2 separate regions of the Homo sapiens genome follow, and region 2 is linked to region 1. Evidence: chromatin loops called from intact Hi-C (ENCODE). Cell type or tissue: IMR-90. All regions are shown on one strand. Links, peaks and the distances in the headings refer to the core of each region. The heading gives the core; the rest is flanking DNA.

Region 1 (10,094 bases), core at 2,212-7,211:
CAGTAAGTAGTAAACAGGAGTGGTGGCCTGAAGAGATCACAGGCTAGGATTTGGAGGAGCTGTCCTGGTTTGGGTACTGCCTAGCTGGGAGGTTGCAAGCAGGTCACCCTGGCTTAGTGCCCTTGGCTTTTAACCCCAACTGCCCTCTTCCCTTCTGAGGACAGTAATAAAAAATAAAAATGGAGTGATCTTAGCCACATACCTTGGGGTGGCTGTGCAGAGCCATAAAGATGAAAGAAAGGCCTGCCTGTCTCCCTCCTTCCTTCCTTTCCTTGTTTAAAAAAAAAAAAAAGTATTTTGGATACTTAAAAACACTAAAAACATGCAGAATAATTTTTAATTTTCAACATTTCTGAAAATGTCAGTCCTTTACTATTTTTAACAGCTAGGTCCCTTGTCGTAACTTCAACTTTTATTTTTAGAATTATAAAGAGCACAATACATAAATACATTCTCACTGTTCTTACTGTCAAAGATCCAAGCAAGACTGAAGTTAGATATATATTAAAAATATTAAAGGCTTTCTTTATATTCTCTTTCCACTTTCATCCTCAGACTTCTAAAAATGTGCTATGGGTCCTCTTACTTCTAAAAATGTCCTCTTTTTGTGTGCCTTTGCTGCACGGATACTCACACACACTGCGTTAGAGTCTATTGCTACATAACAAATGACCCCAGGACATAGTGGTGTAAAACAACCAATACTTATTTTCTCAGAGTTTCCGCTGGTCAGAAATCTGGATGGAGCTTAGCTGGGTGCATCTGACTCTCATGAGGTTTCAGTCAAGCTGAGAGCTGGGGCTGTTGTCTCATCTGAAAACTCAACTGGAAGAGGATCCACTTCCAAGCTCGCCCACATGGCCACTGACCAGAAACATCAGTTCTCTGCCGTATGGGCCTCTCCACACAGTGACTGGCTTCCTTCAATGCAAACAAGAAAGTGAGAAAAGATGCCCCAGACACGAGGCAATGGGACATCTTATCGCTTTTGATGTTTTCTGTTCATTAGAAGAGAATCACTACGTCCAGTCCTCTCCAAGGGAGGGAGTTACATAAAAGCATGAACACTATGAGGCAGGGGCAATCAGGAGGCAGCTTAGGGGCTGCCTGGCACACCTGCACCTCCCCATCCACATCCCCTTCGCCTCCTCACAAATGCAATCGTCTTGTCTATGGGGTCTACCCTGACCACTGGGTAGCTCTCAAGCTCTTGTCTCTCGTCTCTTACTTCCTCTGCTTTTTTTTCTAACATAGCACTTATCATCTTCTAATATTCTAAATTACTTTCTTTTTTTTTTTTTTGAGATGGAGTCTCGCTCTGTTGCCCAGGCTGGAGTGCAGTGACATGATCTCGGCTCTCAGCTCACTGCAACTTTCACCTCCCAGGTTCAAGCAATTCTCCTGCCTCAGCCTCTGGAGTAGCTGGGACTATAGGTGCATGCCACCACACTAGGCTAATTTTTGTATTTTTAATAGAGACAGGGTTTCACCATGTTGGCCAGGCTGGTCTCAAACTCCTGACCTCAAGTGATCCGTCCTCCTCAGCCTCCCAAAGTGCTGGGATTACAGGTGTGAGCCACTGCACCCAGTCTAAATTACTTGTATAATGTTAGTTTCTTTCTTTCTTCCTTTCTTTCTTTCTTCTTTTTTTTTTTTGACAGAGTCTCACTTTGTCACCCAGGCTGGAGTGCAGCGGTGCAATCTCAGCTCACTGCAACCTCTGCCTCCTGGGTTCAAGTGATCTTCCTGCCTCAGCCTCCCAAGTAGCTGGGATTACAGGCACCTGCCACCACGCCCGGCAAATTTTTACATTTTTAGTAGAGATGGGGTTTCATCATGTTGGCCAGGGTGGTCTTTAGCTCCCAACCTCAAGTGATCCACCTACCTCAGCCTCCCAACGTGCTGGGATTACAGGCATGAGCCACCACGCCAGACCTTATAATGTTAATTTCTGTCTCTCCCAATCCAAATACAAGGTCCATGAGGACAGAGATTTTTTTTTGTCTGTTTTATTCTCTGTTTACCCAGCATCTAGAACAGTGCCTGCACACTGACATCCAATAAATATTTGTTAATTCAATCCTCCGTGCATAGTTATATAATTTGCTTTTCTACAGTATGTCTTGGAGTATTTCCAAGGCAGTGTACAGACATCTACTTTACTTACTAGAAAGAGTCCACATTGTGGATGTTCCGTAGATTGTTTAAAATGTTGCCCTCTTGATGGATGTTTACTGGTTTGTGTGTTGTCGCCATTTTAATTTATGCTGTCACAGACATCCTCATACATACCTTTTCATGCATATGTGTGAATAATTATGAAAGAAAGGCCCACAGAAATCAAACAATCACTTTAAACCCTTGTCTTTTTGTGGTTGAATTATACAAGGAGGGAATTACATAAGGGCACTTTTACTTGTTTGCTTTAAAGTCAAGCCATGTTAATGGACTGCTTTACCTTCCTTTTCATTGACGTTTAATTTGTGTGGCTTGCATGGTGAGCTTGGGATTCTAGTTCCCTGTTATCTATTGGGTCTGGTCTGAGAGGTGTCATTTATGCCACTGTAGTACTACTACTTTCCGTAGAGTTAGAATAACTGAAAAGCATGTTGTCCTGATTTGTGCAAGGCGTCGTGGTGAACCTGGAGATAAAACATTACTTTAGTTCTCTAGAAACTTGCACTGTGCTTGGTCATTGAACATAATAAGTGAAATCATAGGCGATAATTCAGGCATTGAGTCAGAAATAAGTGTGAGCAATTTACAGGCAAGAGAGGGCCTGGAAAGGGGTGTAGGGAGAAAGAATGCCACAGGAGTGCTTTGGTTGACTCAGAATCCTTTGCAGTAACATCCACAATGCCTGGGGACCATGAGAATGTCCCCTGTACACGTGGCAGATTGGCTGAAAATTCAGTCTGAGCTTTGATCTGAGGAATGCTGGGTAGCAGACAAGCGGCCGATCGTGGTCCCCGGAAAGCTCTGAGTCACGGTTCTGGTGTGATCAGGACTCCAAAATCTCTTTCTGGTGATGACATTTGGCCCAGCATGACCCCAGGGGGGCATCCCTCTTACCTCCTTTCTCCTCATTCTGCGTGAACGACTTTGCGGTCGTTCACTCTCACACCCCTGCCAACTTCCATTGCACAAGCACACAATTTCCCATTTGCAAATATTTGCTCTCTGTCTCTGAGCTTGGCATGACTGGAACCTGTTATGAAATCAAACCATTGCCCTGGCTCACCCTCAAGGGCCAAATTACCCCAACATAAAGAAATTCCTGCAGCATACATGGGCCTGGGCCCCTCCTTAGGAGTGGCTCTGTCACCATTCCCAGAAGGTTGTCTGCTTGCTTTGGAGGAATTCCCAGGAGCCTGGCCTGCCTTTTGCTTCAATCTCAGCTATAAAAAGGGTGGAAACATGGAAACCAAGTCTCTCCAAATGACGGTAGGATGTGTGATAGAAGGTGAAAGTCAGAGTGCCTGAACCCCAGTGTGTCCCCAGACAACACTGCTGCTGCTGCACCACCCAGCACATAGTAGGTCCTCAACAAATGTGTGGTGAATAGCTGGGTAGTAGTAGAAGAGCGCTTCTCTTTTTGTAAGAGCCCCTGGCAAAGCAGATCTATTTCTTCCCGGTACAACTTTATCCAAATGAAACCAGTGAAAGTGAGCACTGAGAGGCATTCTGGAAAGAGAAGCCTTAAAGGGCAGCCTAGGGCTGGGAGTGGATTGGCAGCAGGGGCTCACGGCCTTTGGCCTTGGTGCTCCCCAGTAGTGTTGTGAGGGGTGGGGGTGGGTGGTTCATTTGGCCACATTAATGCAAATGCATCTCAGGTTTCTTTTGGTTCCAACAGGGACGCCCACTGTCCTTTGCTGGTCTGTGGCCTCCCAGTGACACCTGCAGCCTCCAGGAGCCCATCTTGCTCCCGTTATGGCTGCCCAGAGTAACTGGAGCTCCCCTTCCTCACCACTTTGCCCTGGCATTTCCAGACTTTTCAAAGCACTTTCAAAGTCACTATCTCACATCGTGCATGCTAACTGATGTGTGATTGAGATTTTTTTTACATATTAAGATGAGTACATAACTCAGGGGAAATAGCAGACTTTTTAAAAATAAAAGGCAAAGTCCTCAAAACCAAAACCAAAAAAAGATACCCCCTTTGCCGACCTGCCAGCCCAAGTTGTTTTGTCAGGACAGACAGGTCTGGCATTTCAACACCAGAGGGAGCTAGTGGTCAAGTTATGTAGACAAGTTAGTTGCCCTTCTCAAGAAATTCTCAACTTGGCTCTTTTATTCTCTTTTCCGTCACTTCACAGAGAGGCAGAAGACAGCTTTCATGGGTTTGGTGGGTGGAGCAGGTGTGGTGAATGAGCATCAAAGGGCAGCTGATGCAATGAGGCAGGGTAGTGGGGACAGAATTCTGGGCACAGTGCTGTTGCCTGGTCTCTGATCAGCCCGCGGATCAGAGTTATTAGTGATAACTCCATTAGTCAAGTCGGTGCCATGGCCTGGCTGCGCTGGAGTTTTCTTGTTTGTTTTTGTCCTGAGAAAGCCACCCTGCCACCACCTCACCCCACCCCCACCTTTAGCCCAATGGGCATCTTGGGTTCAGTAGCTCAGTTGAACTGTCCAGGCTGGTCTGGGGGGGCTCTCTCCAGACAGGTGACCAGGTTATGTAGAGCATTACGGAGATCTGGCTGCTTATCCTGCCTGGCTTCACTCCAGGAACAGTTTTGGTTTTTAAACATTTTTAGTAGACTTTACTTTTTAGAGTAGTTTTAGGTTCACAACAAAATAGGTCAAAGGTATAAAGATTTTCCACAAACCTTCTGCCTCCACACATGCACGGCCTCCCTCACCATCAGCATTCTGCAACGGAGTGGTATATTTGTTAACGGTCAGTGAACCTTCATTGACACATCATCATCAAAGTCCATAGTTTACATTAGGGCTCACTCTTGGTGGTGTACATTTCCATGATTTTGGACAAATGTATAATGACATGAATCTACCATTATAGTATCTTACAGAATAGTTTTACTGCACTAAAAATCCTCTGTGTTCTGCTTCTTCATCCCTCCCTCTCTCCTAACCCCTGGTAACCACTAAACTTTTTACCATTTTCATAGTTTTACCTTTTCCAGAATGTCCTATAGTTGGAATGATACAGGGGATAGCCTTTTGAGATTGGCACCTTTCACTTAGCAATATGCATTTAATGTTCTGCTATGTCTTTTCACAGTTGCTAACTCACTTCTTTTTAAGGCTGGATAATATTTCAGTGTCTGGATATACCATAGTTTATCCGTTCACCTACTAAAGGACATTTTGCTTGCTTTCAAGTTTTGGCAATTATGAATACAACTGCTATAAACATCCATGTGCGGGTTTTTATATGAACATAACTCTTCACCTCATTTGGGTAAATATCAGTAGTGTAATTGCTGGATCTTATGGTAATGGTATATTTAGTTTTGTAAGAAACTGCCAAACTGTCTCTCAAAGTGGCTGGACCACTATGCATTCCTACCAGCAATGAATAAAAAGTTCCTGTTGCTTCATATCCTGAATGGCATTGGGTGTTATCAGTTACCTCCTTGTATTTTGGCCATTTTAATAGGTGTGTAGTGGTATCTCATTGTTTTAATTTGTAATTTCCTAATGACACATGAAGTGGAGCATCTTCTCCTATGCTTATTTACCATCTGAATATCTTCTTTGGCGAGGTGTATGCTCAAGTCTTTTGCCCATTGGGTTATTCATTTTGTTATTGTTAAGTTTAAGAGTTTGTTGCCTATATTGGATAATATAGGCATATATTATCATATATGTCTTTTGTAAATACTTTCTCCCAGTCTGTTACTTGTCTTTTTATTCTATTGGCAGTGTGTGGTTTGGTTTTGTTTGTTTTTTGTTTGTTTGTTTGTTTGTTTTAGTTTGGGGAGGTGGGGGACAGAGCAAAAGTTTTTTATTTTAATGAAGTTCAGCTTATCAGCTCTTTTTTTCATGGATCATGTCCATGCATCATGGTGTTGCATCAAGAAAGTTATCTGTGTAGCCAAGGTTACCTATATTTTCTTCTATATTATCTTCAAGGAGTTTCATAGTTTTGCCTTTTACATTTAGGTCTACAGTCCATTTTGGATTCATTTTTGTGAAGATCGTAAGGTTTGTGTCTAGATTCACTGTTTTGCATGTCTAGTTTTTCTAGCACCATTTGTTGAAAACTGTCTTTGCTCCATTTTATTGCCTTTGCTTCTTTGTCAAAGATCAGTTGGCTGTATTTGTGCGGGTCTGCTCTGGGCTGTCTGTTCTGTTCCATTGATCTATTTGTCTGTTCCATTGATGTTTTGCCAATTCCACATTGTCTTGATTACTTCAGCTTTATAGTAAGTCTTGAAATTGGGTAGTGTCAGTCTTCTGACTTCGTTCTTTTTCTTCAATATTGTGTTAGCCTTTTGCTTGGGTCTTTTGCCTGGGTCTTTTGCCTCTCCATATAAACTTTAGAATGAGTTTGTCGATATCCATAAATAACTTGCTGGGATTTTGATTAAGGTTGCGTTGAATATATAGATCGAGTTTGGAAAGACATCTTGACAAATACTGAGTCTTTCTATCCATGAATACGGTATATCTCTATATGTATTTAGTTCTTGATTTTTTTCACAACGGTTTTGTAGTTCTACTTATATAGATCTTGTACATATTTTGTGAGATTTATATGTAAATATTTCATTTGGGGGAATGATAACATAGATGGTATTGTTTTTATTTTTAAATTCCATTTGTTCATTGCTGGTGTATAGGAAAACAACTGACTTTTGTATATTAACTTTGTATTCTTCAATCTGGCTATAATCATTATTGGTTCCAGGAGTTTTTTGTTGATTCTTTTGGATTTTCTACATGGACAATCATATCATCTACAAACAAAGATAGTTTTATAGTTTTATTTCTTCCTTTCCAATCAGTATACTTTTTATTTCTTTTTCTTGTCTTACTGCATTAGTTAGAACTTCCAGTATAGTGTTGAAAAGGAGTGGTGAGAGGGAGCATCCTTTTTGTGTTCCTGATCTTAGTATGAAATTGGCTGTAGGGTTTTTGTTGATGTTCTTTATTAAGTTGAGGAAATTCTCTTCAGTTCCTTGTTTACTGAGATATTTTATCATAAATAGGTTTGGATTTTGTCAAATGCTTTGTCTACATCTATTGTTAGAATTATTTGATTTTTTTTCTCTCTTTAGTCTATTGATAACAATTGATTACATTAGTTGATTTTTCAAATGTTGAACCAGCCTTGCTTGCCTGGGATAAATCCTACTTGGTCATGGTGTGTAATTCTCTTTATAAATTGTTGGATTCAATTTGCTGATTGTTGTTGAAGATTTTTTGCATTCATATTCATAAAAGTTATTGATCTGTAGATTTTATAATATCTTTGCTTTGATATTATGGTAATGGTGGCCTCCTAAAATGAGTTAGGATATATTCTGTCTGTTTCTTTCTTCTAGAAGATATTATAGAGAATTGATATAATTTCTTCCTTAAGTGTTTGGCAGAATTCACCATTTGGGCCTAGTGCTTTCTGTTTTGGAAGGTTATTAATGATTGATTCTATTGCTTTACAAGATAAGCCTGTTTGTACTGTGTATGTCTTCTTATGTAAGTTGTGGCAGATTGTGTATTTTAAGGAATTAGTCTCATTTTGTGTGGGTTATCAAATGATAGGCATAATATTCTTTATAATACTCTTTTATTCTTTTAATGCCCATAGGATCCATAATGATGTCCTCTCATTTCTGATATTAATAATTTGTGTCTTCTCTTTCTCTCTCTCTCTCTCACTAGCCTTACTAGAGGCTTATTGAGTCTATTGCTCTTTACAAAGAACCAGCTTTTTGTTGTTGGTTTTTCTCTACTGATTTTCTGTTTTTAATTCAAATGATTTTTGCTCTAATTCTTATTATTTCTTTTCTCCTGCTTACTTTGGATTTAAGTAAGCTACTTTGGTCTCCTTTTTCTAGTTTCCTAAGATAGAGGCTTAGATTATTGATTTTTAGAATGTTTTTCCTAATATATGCATTCAATGCTATAAACTTCCTTTGAAGCACTGCTTTTGCTATATCCCACTAATTTTGATGTTGTATTTTATTTTATTTCATTTTTTATTTTTATTTTATTTATTTATTTTTTTGAGACAGAGTCTCACTCTGTCACCCAGGCTGGAGTGCAGTGGTATGATCTCGGCTCACTACAACCTCTGCCTCCCGAGTTCAAGCGATTCTCCTGCCTCAGCCTCCCAAATAGCTGGGATTGCAGGCATACGCCACCACACCTGGCTAATTTTTGTATTTTTAGTAGAGATGGGGTTTTGCCATGTTGGCCAGGCTGGTCTCAAACTCCTGACCTCAAGTGATCCACCTGCCTTGGCCTCCCAAAGTGCTGGGATTACAGGCATGAGCTTCCATACCCGGCCGGTAAGTTGTATTTTAATTAATTCAAAATATTTTAAAACTTATCTTGAGATTTCTTTTCTCACTCATATGCTATTTAGCAATGTGTTTAATCTCCAAGTATTTTGGAATTTTTGAGCTATCTTTCTCTTATTGATTTCCAGGTTAATTCCATTGTGGTCTAAAGCCAACATTGTATGATTTCCATTCTTTTAAATTTGTTAAGGTGTATTTTATGGCCCAGAATGTGGTCTTTCTTGGTGATTGCTTCATATCTTGAGAAGAATGTGTATTCTTCTGTCACCGAATGAAGTTGTTGATAGATGTCAGTTATATTCAGTTGATTAATGTTGCTGTTGATTCAGTTGATTAATGTTGCTGTTGATTAATGTTGCTGTTGATTTGATTAATGTTTCTGCCTGCTAGATCTGTTTATTTTTGAATAAAGGGGTGCTGAAGTCTCCAATTATAATAGCAGCATCATCTGTTTCTCCTTGTAGTACCATCAGTTTTTGCCTCACTTACTTTGATGCTCTGGTTTTAGGTACATACACGTTAAAAATTACGTCTTTTTTGAGAATTGACCTTTTTATCCCTAATAACTTTCCTTGCTCTGAAGTCTGCTGGGTCTGAAATTAATTTAGCTTTTCTGCTTTTTTGGGTTTAGTGTTAGCATGGTATATCTTACTCTATGTCTTTACTTTTAATCTGTATGTGTCTTTAAGGTGGGTTTCTTGTGAACAACATATAGTTAGTTGGGTCTTGTTTTTTTTGATCCACTCTAACAATCTGTCTTTTAATTGGTATATTTAGACTATTGACATTTGAAGTCAATGATTATTGATTATTGACATACTTGGGTTAATATCTACTATAGTTAGTACTGTTTTCTATTTGTTGCCCTTATTCTTTGTTTCTATGTTTGTCTTCCACTCATTTTCTGCCTTTTGTGGTTTTAATTGAGCATTTAATATGTTCGTATTGTTTCTCTCCTTTCTTAGCGTATCATTTATACTTTCTTTTTTACTTATTTTAGTGCTTGCTGTGGAGTTTGCAGTATGCATTTACAACAAATCCAAATCTACTTTCAAATAATATTGTGCTGCTTCATGACAGTACAAGTACCTTATAATAACAAAATTATCCTAATTCCTCCCTGCCATCCTTGTCTCATTACTATCATTTATTTCACTTACACATAAGCATACCTAGCATATATGAAATACTATAATTACACATAATCAGCACATTACTAATATTATGATTTTGGGCAAACCATTAGCTGTTAAATTAATTAAGAATAAAAATAAAAGTTTTTATTTTACCTCCACTTATTTCTTCACCTTTCTTTACCTGCTCTCTTTTTCATGTAGATCCAAGTTTCTGAGCTGTATCATTTGTCTTCTCTCTGAAGAACTACTTTTAACATTTCTTACAAGGCAGATCACTGCCCATAAATTCCTTCCATTTTTGTTTGTCTGAGGAAGTTTTAATTTCTCCTTCACTTTTGAAGGATAATATTGCAGGGTAGAGAATTCTAGGGTGGTGGGGTTTTTATCTCAACATTTTGAATATTTAACTTCTTGATGGCATGGTTTCTGAGGAGAGGTTGGATGTAATTCTTATTTTTCCTCCTTTATA
Region 2 (10,094 bases), core at 3,211-8,210, 350 kb before region 1:
GCACATGATGGTTCTCACAGGATGACTGAATTGGGGCAGGAACTGAGCGATGTTTACCTGGGTCGCTGTGCAGCGCACCAGCTGGAGCAGCAGCCTTTGCCTGGCGGGGTGTGGGGGCTTCCTTGGAGACTCAGATTCCAGGGAATTATAAAACACACTCACCGGCTCATTTCACACATAAAGTGGACAAGGTTGGTCATAGGAGGGAAGCCTTGTCTGGGGATCTGGATCAATCCTTCACTGAAGGACAGGGGATGAGGGCCATGTCCAGGGTGATAAGAACATGGACCTACGCTGCGGCTCTGGGTCTGCCACTTGCCAGCCCTGGCACTTCAGGCATGTGGCTCAAGGTCATTTCAGTCTCACTTTCTTCTCTGTGGAAACAGAGAAAAATAACTACTCCTTTACCGCACTGAGAGATACATACCTTAGGGTTCCAGTGGGTCAAATGGCTGGAAAACCATGGCTGCAAAGGGAAAGGCACTTAACCACATTGTTTCCCTATATTTCATTTATATCATCATTCAAGTTCTTTGACTCTTTCCATGCAGTTCTACATCTCGCTGTCAGAAGGAACAGTGTATAGGGGGATACCCAGATCTGGTCCTGGAGCCAAACTTAGTGGGACGCTGGGTGCAGGGCAAATCCCTTTGTGTGCCCTGACTCTTCACACCAAAACCCCATTATCCAGGAACCACCGTGGGGGAAAGGGGAAGCTGTAGGTCCTAGAGCTAAAAGAATTAAGAATGAAATGTTCCATAGGGACGGTGTATATAACAGAAACTATTATTTTCTGAGATGCAGTTGTGCCAGCTACTGTACTTACTGGTAATTAGTGGTTACAACCCCCTATTGCATTTGAATAAATGCAGGCTCATCGAGAGGCAGGTGATTTTCCTAAGATCCTAGAGCTTCCCAGATGGATTCCTCCTGCACACTACACTGTGCTGTAGGGACGGGCACCCCATAAGAGCCATCCGGATTGCACAGGTGACAGTGCTGGGGAGTCTTCATGAGAACCACTGGGCAGCTAAGCACTAGCTAAGAATTCTTTCTTCCTTTCTCTTTTATTTAACAAATGTTTATTGGAGCCTAGGAAGACCTCCACTCCCTAAAAATACTCCATGGAATCTGAAGCACAGTCCCTGATTCAGGAAGTTTGCACAGTAGTGGGAAAGGCCATGAGTGAACCTGGGTTTCATGGGACCTGAAGCTTAAGCAATTTGGAGAGCCCTCTTTTGGAAAAAGAACACCAAATTAGAAAGTGGGGCTTGGAGGGAGCACAGCAAATGAAGGGCCCTAAAGCTTAAGCCTTATGAGCACCACTGTAATTCTGCTTTTTGGGAAACAAGCAAGTAGAACAGTGATGACAATAAAATGTAGTGTGGGCTGATGAGAGATCAGGAGAGTCACTTAGAAGAAATGCCTTCTAAGGTGAGGCCCACAGAATGGGCCAGGGAGTCCTGGGAGAGGGAATAATAGGGACAGGATGCAGGCAAGGAAGAGGAGCTGGCATGGTTTTCAGGGAGTGAGGACAGCATCGTTTTCTCCTTCCTTTCCTAGATCAGGAAGCACCTGGGATGGTCCCAAAGTGCAGAGCCTTGAGCTGCCACACCCTAGAGGTTAACAGGACCCTTTCATCCGCAGGGCTGTCATCTTTTCTCCAAGCTCCCTGAGACATCTCAGGCCCTAGGAGAAGGCTTCCATACTTGGTTCTCACGCTCCAGGAAGAACACCAACCTGCTTTGAGGTCCCTGGCCTTCTTTCCTGGTTAGCTTACATTTGCATTTGCAAGAACAAAATGAGCCAGAAAAGCTTCCTTTGTCAGAAGTTAACCCTGAGGTCTAACAGGCTCAGAGAAAGGGAAGACAGGGGAGAGGCAGAGGGAGAGAGATATAGGGAAAAGACTAACCGTCAATAGGAAATCCTTCAGTGAGGCAAAAGCTTGAGCGACATCTACCCTAACCCAAAGGTGGGGTAAAGTTTGTGCCCCTCTGAAAGCATTCAGCAAGGTGTCCAAGGGGCTGTTAAGGCCCCTTAGGGGGCAGTGTGGGCTTTGTTTCCCCGTGTGCAGAACAGTGCCTTGCCTGTTGAATTCTGATGCCAATGCACTCACCTCTTCACCTCCCCAGCCCCCAGGCCAGGTCAGCAGCTAAGAGCGGATGGAAGGTCCTGATGTCTGAGCCTGGGTCTCTGTGCAGCGCACCAGCTGGAGCAGTGGCCTTTGCCTGGCGGGGTGGGGGGGCTTCCTTGGAGACTCAGACTCCAGGGAATTATAAAACATACTCACCAGCTCATTTCACATATAAAGTGGACAAGGTTGGTCATAGGAGGGAAGCCTTGTCTGGGGATCTGGAGAACCAGGCTCTCCTCTTGGATCTGATGCACTTGAGTCCTTTACTTTCTCTGAGTTCTAGTAGCCCCGTCTTTAAAATGGGAATAATACTTGCCCTGCACTGTGGTTGAGAAGAGGGGAAAAAGGAGGGATGGATATAAAAGCTCCCTAAAAAGTTCAAAGTACAGACCATCATTACATCTGAAGCCTGTGCCAGGTGACTCGCTCATCAGCCTTCACTGCATTGCAGCAACTCTAAGGTCACCTGCACGGAGGACACTGACCACGTTTCATTTGTGGGTTGGGAATGGACCTCCTCCCACTCCCAGGAAAGAGTCGGGGATGACTCCCACCATGCCACAACTCACACCAGAGATGAGGGCAACTTGGCATTTTAATGGGCAGAAGGAGAGAAGCTGGAAGAGAATGTCCTCTCTAGACACACCTAGCCCAGTGCATGGCCTCCTCTTCATCACACCTCATCGTCCTTATCTTGGCCCACACCTGCACCTGTGTCTCTTTCACTTGCACCACAGAGTCCTCATAGCCTTTTTTATACGGAATAAGATGGGGAAAGGGAGAGGAAAATGGAGAGGGGTTCAATTCTGCACTGAGGGTTAACCCAAACAGATCATCCTTATCTCCAGCAAAGGATGAAAGGACCCAGTGGGAGACGTTGCTCACTGCTCACCAAAAAGCCAGGCTCTCCTCTTCTTCCTGGGCACACTACAGGGCTGTGCTTCCCAGCCTCCCTGGCAATTATATGTGACCATGTGACTAAGTCCTAGCCAATGGGATGCGAGTGACCTGGCCCATAACACCCTCCCAGACTTGCTCCCCAGTAATCTGTTCTCTATCTGGATGGCTCCACTGGTGACAACCTTCAGGGTGACTGTGGAAGCCTGAGGACAGGGCCACCCTTTTGATTTGTTGACCTACCCAATACTGCTACATGAGCATGAAGTAAATGACTACTGTGTTTGAGCTTTTATGCATTTGGGGATCTACGTGTTAGAGCAGTCAGCCTACCCTAATTCATACAGATCATGATAGCCCGTGGGTTTTGCCACTTCCAGGAAGCCCATGTGACCTCTGCCTTCTTTCTACCGTCTTTATCTCGATCAAATGCTACCTTATAGTGCTATTTAATCATTTCATGGGAATAGTAACTAAAATTTAAACAAGGGGCTCTCATCTTTCTTTTCAATTTTATGCCATGCCTAGCAAAGTGCTGTCCCCAAAGAGATGTTTAAAAATCATTGGATTAAATCTTTAGGTTCACCCCTCTGTGTATTTAGTAGGAAGTTACTCCAGCAGGAATGTCCATTCTTTTTCTCTACCTCTGAACTTCTAGCATCTTGTCTATGCCCATTGTCCACCTCTCTTCTTCCACAGGGACTTTCCTTACCACTTTAGGCCTCAGTGATCTATCTTTCCTTCCCTCAAAGTCACAGCACCTTGTGGTCACTCACCTGATGATTCATCAAGATAACTTTTACATTATTGTCTTAACAGTGTAACTATAACATAACATATATAACATATATGTAAATATAACATAACTTACATATAATTTACATATTACATAACACTAGCTGTGTTATATGTAAATATAACATAACTAATTCTGCAGTGTAACTATAACATAATGATGCATTTAAAAGATGGGCAGAGGAAGAGGAGAAAAGAAACTGACAAGGAGACGTCAAGCAAGTAGGAAGAAAACTTGGAGAGTTCAGATGTCCTTGAAACTAGGAGAAGGGCTGGGCAGGTGACTCACGCTTGTAATCCCAGAACTTTGGGAGGCCGAGGTGGGCGGATCATGAGGTCAGGAGATCGAGACCATCCTGGCCAACATGGTGAAACCCCGTCTCTACCAAAAATACAAAAATTAGCCGGGCATGGTGGTGCTTGCCTGTAGTCCCAGCTACTCTGGAGGCTGAGGCGGGAGAATTGCTTGAACCCAGGAGGTGGAGGTTGCAGTGAGCTGAGATGGTGCCACTGCACTCCAGCCTGGGCAACAGAGCAAGACTCTGTCTCAAAACAAACAAACAAAAAAAGAAACTAGAAGAAGGGAGCATTTCAAGGCGAGAGGGGAGACAGCATCATTTGCGGCAAAGAAAGTGGTCAAATAAGGTACAGACCACAAAAATGAGTTTTAGCAGCATGGAAGTGAGAGATGTTTCAGTGAGCCCAATGATATGGGCTGAGGAGGGAGTGGGTAGTAAGAAAAGAAAATGGAGACTGAAAAATAACAACAAGGGACAGAGAGGAGAGGGTTAGGTGGTAGCTGGGCAGAAATGTGAGGTGAGGAAGGGTTACAATTTTTTTTAAAAGGGCTGAGACTTACTGAAGGAAAACAACCGGTAGAGGGAACGAGGGTGGAGAAGAGAAGTGAGGGGTGATCCACAGAGCAGAGTCCCTGGGAAGCAGGGCTGGGTGGTGCGGCCAGGAGACAGGTGGAGGCCTGAGCCCAGCCACCTGCTTCCATGATACCTGGTGGGATGGAGGAATGACATTCTTTCTTCCTTCCTAAGCTGTTGCCAGGTTTGGGGGCAAACCCAGCTGATGGCTTCTGTGTTTTTCAGAAAAGTAAGCCCAGCTATGTGCTGGGATGACGAGAAGCAGCCTCCAAGCAGGTCCTGACCTGCTCCCATGCCCAGCACCTCCCATCCTGGAGGCGATGCCTGCAGTGGGATTGTACGGCCACTTCCCACAACCCTCACCTCAGCTTCAGGAGCTGACCTGCAGCCTCGGGTTTGGGAAAATGCAGGGGTGGTCTCTGTGGTCTGTCTGAAGGCCCTTCGAATACCTTTACCTTCAAATTCTAGCTTCTTACAAACCTAGACCACAAATCCTTTATCTGTATTTTTCCTGAACCCAACTTGGATTTAACTGTCAAATAGATGGCCTGTGGCTCTAATGCAGCGATAAGAACAGAATTCTTCACTTTGAAAAGCCAAGTTGCTTTAAAAAAAAGTTGGGGGGCACAGTTTTGGCATACACCGAGTGACTGCATTTGACCTCCGCCTGCCTGGGGCATGTGGATAACGGCAGTGGTCCCATGCCGTGTGGTCTTCCTCTTGGCTTATCCCCCTAGCTCGCTGTTGTCCTAGTGGCCATGTACTATGTGCAGGACACTTTCATAGTCCGTTCATCCACAGAGCAGTCCTAGCCTCTTCTAATCTCCACTTAAGAGCCAATGAAGCTTCCAGAGCGCAGGTAACTTAAGTCACACAGCTTGAATTAGACTGGACAATGAGCCACCTTTCCACCGTGGCTGCACTGTGACCCTGGGTCAAACGGCCTCATGACCAGCCCCCTCCACGCCTGTCCCCTTCTTGCCCGGGTCTGCCGCCTTTTCTGCTCCGGGGCCTTAGGAATTCTCCTGGGACTGTGGCTCCCCTCTAACTCCCCTCCCTCCCAGTTGCTTTCTGTTCTGCTGTTCTTGTGGGTCTCTGTTCTCCTGGCTCCAGGCCTAACGGCCGCCCCCTCCAACCTTGGCCTTGGGAAGTCTCTTGGGGCGGAGAAGAGAGGGGCTGCCTCCTGGCCCCCACCCTGCGACCCTTCGTCCCCCGCTAAGCCGGGATGGCAGGCGGACTCGCCGGACCCCTTTTTAGACCCAAGGCTCTCTTCGCCTCTCCATCCGGCTCCGGCCGGGGTGGGGTGACCTGAGGGACCCGGTAGCCGACGACAGAGAAACTAGACCGGCCAGGACGTAGAAGGGTCGCTTCCCCCAGGCTGGTCCGGGGCTGAGCGGGGCACCACAGGGAGCGGAGACAGCGGAGGCGGTGAGAGCCTCGGGAGCCACTGGGGCGAGCGCGCCAGCGTCCACCAGAGGGCGCTGTCGGCTCGCGGAGTGGGGCGCGGGCGGCCTGGAGCCCCCCGGTGCGGCCCGGCATCAGAGCGCGCAGCGACTTTGTCACTGCAGGCTTGCCGGGTGGGTTGCAGAAGAGAGAAGAGACCCACCCATCCTCAAGGCACTCATTTGGGCAAGAAGGGAAGAGACCCACAAGAAGACTATTTCACACTCTTCTCATTTCAAATGTGTATAGAGCACAAAGTTGCATTTACCATGTCCAAGATACCGAGCAGCACCAACATGAGTCATCCTGGGTCTCCAAATTTAAAGACCTCTAGGGAAGTGGCAGGATCAAAGACAGGTACCAAAGAACTATACTACAGTATATTAGGGAGAGGCAGGAACTCCAACGAGACGTGAGGAAGAAGCGGTAGGAGAGTTGAGGGAGGAGTTACAGCTTCAGCTAGGGGATGAGGCCCGGTGCATGGAGGACTTGGGCCTTAAAGTGGGACAGATTCGCAGCTTTCCAACACATGTGTTGCAACAGAACCCGTGGATTTAAGCAGTTCTGGTTACACATTCTGTTACACGCAAATGCTTATCAGTGACAAAAGGCAATATTCCTTGCCCTTTAGCCCCAGCTTGTTGATCCTGAAAGGTAAATTAGAAATAAAAATGGATTCACCAAATATCCAGAATGTGCTAGAGATATATAACCTAGTCTGAACAATCAGATCAGTCATTCTGCTAATTGGTAAAATATCCACAGGGGAGCCTGGGAGACAGCTGTTAAACTTGGTTACAGGTAGCATCAAACCATCCGCCAAAAATACCTCAATAATTCTATTGGTATTGGGAGAGGAGACACAAAAATATAGAAGTTGAAGAACAACAAAGTCTTTCAGTCTTTTTGTTTTAAAGACTCTTATTACCAAACAACTTAAGGAAGAACTCTATCAACATCATAGTTCCCTTGAGAATTATGTTATTATAGTATAGATTATTATTGAAAGAATTATTATATTGCACTGTGCTAAGGCTAGTTTAATTTGGAGCCAATAAATTAAAACAAATCTAGACCTTAGGTTTATAAAAATGTTTCCAAGGAATTAAAATGTAATTGACATGATTATCATTAAATAGTGCTGCCTTGGTTCCGGCATGGCAATGTAGAAAGAACAGTCAATGTATAAGGTATAAGATTTGGGTCTAGACCTCTAGGTAGTGTTTTGGGGTTTTTTTTTCTGTTTTTTTTTTTTTTTTTTTTTTTGGCAAGTCAGTTAACTTCTCTAGGTATCAGTTTCCTCATTTAATAGAGGAATTTAATAACAATAAAGAATATAGTCTGGGCGCAGTGTCTCATGCCTGTAATCCCAGCACTTTGGGAGGCTGAGACAGGTGGATCACTTGAGGTCAGGAGTTTGAGACCAGCCTGGCCAATATGGTGAAACCCTGTCTGTACTAAAAAAAAATACAAAAATTAGCTGGGCATGGTGGTGTGTGCCTATAATCTCAGTTACTTAGGAGGCTGAGGCAGGAGAATTGCTTGAATCTGGGAGGTTGAGGTTGCAGCAGTGAGACGAGATTGTGTGCCACCGCACTGCAGCCTGGGTGACAAAGCAAGACTCCATTTCAAAAACTTAATTAATTAATTAAACAAACCAAGTGATCCCTCAAATCCCACAGAGTTTAACAAGTAAGTCTTCTCAGTTCTGTTGGGCCCAAATGCCTCCTTTGTGCTGCCGTGGTTCTAAAGTGGCTTTAAGGAACTGCACGTCCCATGAGGTGTTAAGCATATAACGGGGAGGGGAAAGGAGCTTGGATGGCTGCTGGTTCTGATATTAGGCAGGATTCTCCATGTCATCTGGAGTCTTCTGTATGCAGTGGCCCAGAGCAAAAGGGAGGGAGGACGGTCAAACAGTCTGACTCTTACTGTGATTATTGCTACCCTAAGTTCCTATAGTGCTTTCTGAGTGGGCTGATTATTTGTTATTTATTGTGTGCCACCTTGAATTACCTTTCTGCACCTGTCATTTGAGAATAGTGTCTATGGCAGTCTTCAGTGCTATTCACCAAACATTCCATGCTCCTTGACAGTACAGATGGTAGAACTTCCCAGACCCTGTGGTTGGGGAAGGCGGGATCTGAGACTGGTTCTAGCTAACAATTAGTGGGCACAAATGATATTTAGCACTTCCAGATGGATTTTTTTGGGTGGGGGGCAGGTGGGGGACAGGGTCTGGCTCTGTTGCCTAGGCTGAAGTGCAGTGTCACAATCTTGGCTCACTGCAGCCTCCTCAAGCAATTCTCCCACCTCAGCCTCCCAGGTAGCAGGGATTACAGGCACCCGTCACCATGCTCAGCTATGTTTTTTTAATTTAATTTAATTTTATTTTATTTTGTAGAGATGAGGTTTTGCTACCCAGGGCCTCCCAAAATGCTGGGATTACAGGCATGAGCCACCAGGTGGACTATTTAATTGCCTGTGTAAGACCCTCCAGACATCCTTTTTCTCTCTGCCCATGACCAGCCATGTTCCAGATGGTAACTTTTTAGCCAGCCTGGATCCAGAAGTGAGAATGACGCTAATGGGAAGCAGAGCTCCCAACCAACCTGCCATAGACTTACAGCATGCATGAGAAGAAAGCTTTGTTCTTTTAAGGTGTTGGGATCTGGGGAGAGCTTATTACAGCAGCATGACCTAGCCAATCCTGACTAATAAAGGGCCATTTTGTGTTGTCATTTTTTGTTTCCCTAGTGCTCCAAATGACATGACATGACACTACTGACTGTTAAATAAAGGACCGACTGAATTGATCTACTCATCTCCCCAGGTAGAGTAGGGATTATCCATATAGCTATTTATCCTCCCTGGAGCACCTGCCCTAGTATCCTATATATAGCAAGTACTTAGTAAAGACCCTTGGATTGACATATGATCTTAAAAGTCCAAGACAGGGGCCAGGCACGGTGGCTCACACTTGTAATCCCAGCACTTTGGGAGGCTGATGCAGGAGGACCACTAGAGTCCAGGAGTTCAAGACCAGCTTGAGCAACATAGTGAGACCCCATCTCTACAAAAACAATCAAAAAACTTTAGCTGGGCATGGTGGCACATGGCTTTAGTCCCAGCCACTCAGGAGGCTGAGGTGGGAGAATTGCTCAAGTCTGGGAGGCCAAGGCTGCAGTGAACTGTGATTGTGTCACTGTACTCCAGCCTGGTCAACAGAGTGAGACTCTGTCCCTTATAAAAAAAAAATCCCAAGACACAACCCAACATCTGACCCACAGAAGATGAAGAATGTTATGCTATTCTCCAAATGGCATCCTAGTGAGTAGGGCTCACAGTCACAGGCCCTGAGGAATAGGGGCACCAGGCCATCTCCTTCTGCATCCATCAGCAAGCTCGATAGGGCTGCCTCTGATCCCTCCACCTCTTTGCAGGTATTAAGTGAAGCTTGGCCTGAGTCACTGCAACAGAATATAGAGCAGAGATGGGGCCAGAATTCGGAGCTGAGATGGGGCCAAAATAAGAAGACATGGCAGGGCAGACAAAAGCCCACCACAGGAGTATAGGTGTGGGGCAAAGTTTGAAGTGGGGCTCAGGGTCGGGTGGGGGCTAGGCTGGGGCAGGACCAGCGGAGCTCTAGAAGGTTTCTGTGTCATTATACTGCTGCGCGTTCCATCCCATGGCCCAGGTGGTTGGATTCTGTTCAGCGGAGCATGTGTGGAATGTATGATAGACCCTGACCAGGCAGACCTTTGCAGAAGCCCATTAACATTCTATAAATGGCAACAACCAGCACAGCAACAGGGACATGAATATTAACGCGCTAGTCTACGGTTCTGGCTCCCCCTTCCCCGCTTCCTCCAGCTGATCTAAACAGTATCCACAGACAGTTTCAATTTTGATTATACAGAGTGTAAATCATCTTCAGACTTGGATCTTCTCTTTGT

Evidence for each region. A loop is a pair of places that touch in the nucleus more often than their neighbours do. Peaks named below come from ENCODE experiments on the same cell type or tissue, not always from the same donor. Only the 100,000 strongest peaks of a DNase experiment are listed, where the experiment ranks them.
Region 2: it touches region 1 in a loop (7-fold over the local background); 14 of 110 quality-filtered maps call a loop at or near these places.

Annotation. Positions count from the first base shown.
Region 1 is chr2:45,989,371-45,999,464 of GRCh38, forward strand. The region is part of intron 6 of PRKCE (protein kinase C epsilon); the gene reads left to right. Among named protein-coding and RNA genes, the nearest start is that of EPAS1, 300 kb to the right of the region's middle. In IMR-90, for the core only: a CTCF peak has its summit at 4,225 (motif pointing right); DNase peaks (open chromatin) are centred at 2,981, 3,101 and 4,231; H3K27ac peaks cover 1,578 bases.
Region 2 is chr2:45,637,662-45,647,755 of GRCh38, forward strand. No RefSeq gene overlaps it. Among named protein-coding and RNA genes, the nearest start is that of PRKCE, 9.0 kb to the right of the region's middle. RefSeq lists silencers at 2,735-2,911, 6,076-6,285. In IMR-90, for the core only: a CTCF peak has its summit at 6,175 (motif pointing right); no DNase peak of the experiment used is centred there; H3K4me3 peaks cover 577 bases; H3K27ac peaks cover 306 bases; H3K27me3 peaks cover 1,672 bases.